Regions from separate parts of the Homo sapiens genome. Here region 1 is linked to region 2. The links are chromatin loops, found by intact Hi-C in ENCODE. Cell type or tissue: heart left ventricle. All regions are shown on one strand. Each heading gives the region's core, and the rest is flanking DNA. Links, peaks and the distances in the headings are about the cores only. Region 1 overlaps GPR158 (G protein-coupled receptor 158). Region 2 overlaps GPR158 (G protein-coupled receptor 158).

What was found. A loop is a pair of places that touch in the nucleus more often than their neighbours do. Peaks named below come from ENCODE experiments on the same cell type or tissue, not always from the same donor. Only the 100,000 strongest peaks of a DNase experiment are listed, where the experiment ranks them.
Region 1: it touches region 2 in a loop (8-fold over the local background); 5 of 110 quality-filtered maps call a loop at or near these places.

The regions. Positions count from the first base shown.
Region 1 is chr10:25,439,746-25,442,668 of GRCh38, reverse strand. The region is part of intron 4 of GPR158 (G protein-coupled receptor 158); the gene reads right to left. Among named protein-coding and RNA genes, the nearest start is that of LINC00836, 210 kb to the left of the region's middle. In heart left ventricle, for the core only: no CTCF peak of the experiment used is centred there; no DNase peak of the experiment used is centred there; H3K4me3 peaks cover 643 bases; H3K27ac peaks cover 591 bases.
Region 2 is chr10:25,491,541-25,494,463 of GRCh38, reverse strand. All of the region lies in intron 5 of GPR158 (G protein-coupled receptor 158), which reads right to left. Among named protein-coding and RNA genes, the nearest start is that of LINC00836, 160 kb to the left of the region's middle. In heart left ventricle, for the core only: no CTCF peak of the experiment used is centred there; no DNase peak of the experiment used is centred there.

The DNA of each region.
Region 1 (2,923 bases), core at 312-2,811, 52 kb after region 2:
GATATATGGTGGTGGCATTCCCTGAGACAGGGAAGAGTGAAAGCGGTTTAGGTTTGGTAGGGAAAGATCCGGAAGTTTTAAACATACTGACGTATTAATATACTGGAGTATTAATATACAAGCAGAGATGTCAATTAGGCAGTTGAGACTCCAGGTCTGGAGAGAGAGAAAATGTCTGAGATTGCCCAGACAGAGATAATGGGAGAAGAGAGGGTTCTGGGTTCAACTGAACTGCAGCTGCTCCTGTTATTTATATGTGATTCTCATCTGCTGTCTTTGTTACATCTGTCTTATGTAGTTATATCTTTTAGCTTATTTCCCATATTTATCTCACTGGTGAGCCACTCGTGTTTGCTTTCTGCGATGTTGGTTTATTTGTTGCTGTGTTTAACTGCTCATTTAGTTTCAGGCAAGCATGTCTCAGTTTGCTTATTTGTGTCAATGAAAAAAAATAAAAAAACCTTAAAACTCCTTTCTGTTCTTGTAGCTTTTATCATCTCTCAGTCACTTCACGCTGCTAAACACCCAGAGTAGTTTAATCAAGGGCTTTCCTTCACATTTGATTTCTTTTAGAATCAGCTTTCACAGTTGTGCCCTCTCTACATTCACAGACATTTTAAAATAAAATGTCCTTCTAGCTCCTTCATGGTCTGAGACAAACAGCTCAAGGAATTTAATTTCACTGGGAGAATCCTGAATAGTTTCAAACGCCCTTAAACTCTCCATTCACGTTCCATTGTCTCTGAAATTCACTGCCCTCAAGGAACACATCTTCACTTGGTTTCATTTCTCCCTGACTAAGGAAAGCCAAAAAGAGAGATTAACCATGATATTTTAAAGTTGTAGTGTCTATGTGATTGTGACAAACACAAGATTAACAAAGAAAAGTCTCATTTCTGGTACTCAGTTGAGCAAAAATGATATTAGGTTTCAGGATATAAAAAATAATTTTCAAGGTTATAAGTCAATGATTCCCAATCTTGGAGGTATACCACAAACAGCTATGATGATTTTTTAAAGTTACATTCTTGGAGACCCTATTGCAAGAAACTCTTCTTCTTAAGGTCTGAGAAGGAGTCTGCTCAGCCTAATTTCAAAAGGCTGCACAAGAGATTTTGAAATTGATTGCATAATAGATTTAAATGACAGCCACCCAACCCAAGCACATGAGACTTCATTGGAAAGAGCAGTCACCTGCCAACAGTGAGTGTCTAATAATAGTGACTAAATAGGACAGCCAGAGTCTAGCAGTTGAAGGGTGAAGAACATGGAATGAATTACAAAGCAGAAAGGGCAAACTCCAAAAGACAAGAGCCAGGAAAAGGAAAACTGGTTATCTTGGCATGGCCAGTACACGTTTTGCTAATTGCTAACTGAATTTGGGTATAGAGCTACCTTTAAATAGAAGCAGGTAGCCAGACAGAGCACCAGAACCATGACTTCTGTGATTCTGAGTTAATAAGAAGAGTTAATAGGAAGAGAAAATTCTATGGATAAAGAGAGTCCTGAAGCTCAAAAACAGAAGGTAAATAAACAATAAATATGGATGCTCATAACCCCCATAGTAATTATGTATGAAATTTCTACTGCCATAGGCCCACAAGGGTTATAGCCTTTTTTATGTTTTAAACTTCTCTGCTATTATTATGCACGTTGCTTCCCTATCCTTTTTATTTTTCATAAGGAATACAAGGCCAAATATTTTAGAAATGAGACTATGAGTCCTACCTCTAATCTATTTTAAATTTGGGTCCTAGAGCTAAAAATTGACTGTATTACTGAAATGTCAAAGATGATCCTATCTGAATATTATATTCTGAAAGAGAAAATAACATATACCCCTTAAGAGCCCTCAGCAGTATTATAAAACAGTACTATACTTACATTTAGGAATGCTTTATGGAGAAATAAAATAAACTGGAAAGTTAAATGAATCAGCAGACAAACTTTAAATACATTTTAATTTCTCAAAAATCCTGCACTTATCTAGTACCTTTATAAATAAGAGATTTCACTTTGCGATTAATAATTAGCATTAAAGAGATTATTTAGTCTCAGAGACTTTGCAAAGCAAGATTTTAAAAGTCAGTAAGAACGTTATTTCTGTTGAACTTAAACTTTCTCATGTTAACTCCGCCTTTTTCCAAATGCAACAAGTATCTCCCTGTCAGATGTATTTCTTAGGCACCATTAGAAGGGTGCTATTATGGAAAATTGAAGGGGAAAATGGAAACCAATGTTTTGTTTCTACAAACATTAAGCAGCAATCAATGGGGGTGTTGAGTGGCCTTTTTTCTCTTTTACTGGCTACCCTAAAGGATCCCAGCTCAAGGCATGATCAACAGTGTCTTTTCAAAACAGCCCTATCCACCCCTCAAGGCTAAGTAGAGCTCGGCTCAGTCTGAAGTCAGTGGCCCAGGCCCCTGTACTGAGCCACTATTCATTCCATTCCTTTTCTAAGATCTGTGTATGGTAAGAGAGACGAGAGAGGTAATCTGGAGGAAGAGTTCAGATCTAAAATTAAAGTGAAATCCCAGGGGAAATCTATCACTTCTAAACATTACTAACAATAAAACCTACCAACAGGTTCACCTTTACCTTCAGGAAGCCAGGTTATATAATTACAGGTGTGTGGAGGAGAACATGATTTTTTTATGGACATGAAAGGGGAAGATAAGATGGAGCTCTGATTTCATGAAAGCTCATTTCTAAAAATATTCAACGGAAAGAGAAAACGTGCAGCTCCTCGCTGTGGTTGCCTTCCTGTAGCCTTAGAGACCCGTGATTTTAACTGGGTGAAGAGAGAATGCCAAAGAACAAAAAATTTTGTAGACACAATTGTAGACAATTGTTCTTTGCACTATTAAATGCAATACCAATCAAAATTCCAATAGGATTTTGCACTGAGTTTGACAAGCTTTCC
Region 2 (2,923 bases), core at 296-2,795:
CATGATTATACTAATGACAGTTATCTCTGAGTGATGGAATATGGGAGGGCTTTACTTTTTTCTTCATATAGCTTTACACTGAATAAACTTCTTAATAAAACATAATAAAATTTTATGATAAAAACATGAAAAATTAATATCCATTAAGATACTAGTGAACAAGTGTTTAACTCATAATATAGATTGGTAAATTCTCTTTGCATATTGATTTATGCTATCCAAAACAATATTATTTAGCAATACTATTACACATACCAAAGATTCTTTCCCCCCAACCTCAGGTATCATGTTAGATTTTATTCTTGGCTTTCCTCTCCCTCTCTTTTTTCCTCAAATTAGTACCAGGACTATTGAGAAATGCAGAAGTCAACCCTCCTCTCTAGTATGCAACACTTTTGTGACTTTATTATGGATGAAATTGTTTCAGCTCTAATATACTGTAGAAATCAGATGATACTTGCTTTTGTGTTACATTTTTGAAATGACTTAAATCTTACAGGGAGTCATTTATTATTGATTTAAACACCCTAAGCAGCCATAAGGAAAAGCTTTAGCGCAATAAGCAAATAACTACAAAATCACCTCAACTACTTTTTGTAAATAAAGCAGAAAGGTCATCTGTTTTGTTAAGTCTAATTAAACAATCTGGATCTGACTAAGCTGTCACAAAATATACACTTTCACAGCCTTGAGATTCAAATGATATTTTACTATAGACACTTAATTTACTAATCTATATGGTTAACTTTGTTTGCTTAATTTCTCAACACAGATACTAAAAATTTGTAACAGATGAGTCACTAAGAAACTTGACTGCCTGAATCAGATAGTGTAAGAACATAATTTAGACATATTTTATTTCTGCTCTGTTTATCCATCTAAAAAGTCTAGGGAGTTTCCTGAGTAATGGGGTACCTGTCTCCAGATGCTCTCCTAAAAGGCTAAAAAATGAAACATTTTTTTTTAGAAAGCCCTCTACCCAAACTATCCTTCAGAATGGATTCAGTCAGTGAACGCTTTAAAAAAGAACTCTTTCAGAAAACATCCTATCTTCTTCTAAGAGTGACATTTACAAAGAGCAGCATGGGGCTTATCTGAGTGGTGCAGAGATAAACTTGGCTGGAATAGAATGACACTGGGTTATGCGAAAGGGAGAGGAATTGCGTGAGTAATGCTGAAGTCAGACCAGAGAGGACAAAGGCAGAACACAGGGCATTTGCTGCAATTGTGTTGAAGCAGGCCCCATGCTAGGGAACCTCTCAAAGTCTAGCTCTTCAGTGCTGCCTGAACAAAGGCACTCATGACTCAACTATAAACACACCCCCAAAACTCTCTTCTCGTGAAAGGCCTATATGTCAGTAACTTTTAAAAAACCTACTAGAAAATGTGGTTTTCTCTTAAATTGCAATTCTGTATGTGAGGGTTTTTGCAGTCATTGTTGGTTTTACTCTTTGTAAATGCTAATTTTTATTCAAACTTGATAAATCATTTTCAAATATTGAAAAGGGAAATTTAGGCAGTCTCTTATCCAAAAATTGGATATTGAAATATATTATATATTAATATATTAATATTTGTTTATATATCAATTATATATTAATATTAAAATATTAAAATACATATAATTAGTATCAAAATAGAAAAAGATCATTTTTTATTGATTGGATAGCTTGAATTGTTTATCACTTGTTGTAAGACCAGTGAAATGAGTTCACTATGTGTTTTCATTTTTATCCCTTCATGCAAATTGTCTTGGTTTATTCATTGCTCTAGTCTTTTTTTGTGCATGGACCACGTTCACATTAAATGTTCCATAAGCCTTCTCCACATGCAGATATAACAGTCAAAAATTCTGTAATGTTTTGATCCAGAGCATAAAGAGCTTAGAGTACAAACATGAAAACATTTTTCTTTTCAAGGTAGTGTTGAAGACTAAGGGATGAAAATGAATGCAGTAGGAAGAACAGCTCTTTCACTAATTGGAACATACAGTGGACAATCAGTGCATCTTAACATGGAAAAGTCCCAAGCAGCTTGTGACAAAAAAAAAGAAAAAGAAAAAAAAAGTGCCACTGAAGAAGCTAGAGATGGTGGGGGAAAGTCTGTAAGCAAGGGATTGTTTCTCATGGAAGAAATTCACCAGCCTGTTTTCTATTTGAATAGTGTTTCTGACTCAAGGGTTGGCAGAGGCAGGGCCTGGTGGGAGGTGTTTGGGTTATGCAGGTGGATCCTTAATGAATTGCTTGATCCTATTCTTGCAGGAGTGAGTTCTCACTCTTAGTTCCCCAAGAGCTGGTTGTTGAAAAGAATCTGGCATCTTCTTGCTCTCTCTTTCTTCCTCTCTCACCATGTGATCTACACAAGCTGGCTCCCCTTCGCCTTCCACCATGAGTGGAAGCAGCCTGAAACCTCCACCAGAAACAGATGATGGCACCAAGCTCCTTGTACAGCCTGCAGAACCATGAGCCAAATACACCTCTTTTCTTTATAAATTACCCAGCCTCAGGTATTCCTTTATGGCAACACAAACAGACCAAGACAAGGATGTTCTTCATAGCAATAACTATAATGACAAATATAGGAAACCACATGTCTATCAATTGAGAATGTGACAAATGCATTTTTGACCTATCCATATAATGATAAGCTAAATAGCTAAGTAAAATGTTCTTCAGTGATATAAAGAACAGATATACATTTAAGTAAACAAGATAATTGCTAAATTGTTAACAATTATAAGAAATAGAACTATGGGTATTTTTTACCATGCTCATAATTAATTTCAATTCCTAATTTTTCTAAAATAAGTATTTTTATAATACAAAACCCATCAAGAATTACATGTTTAAAATTAGAGAATAAATTTTAGGACTTTTAGGGTGATAAATGATAATTTATCTCAATAATTTTAAGAAATGTATAT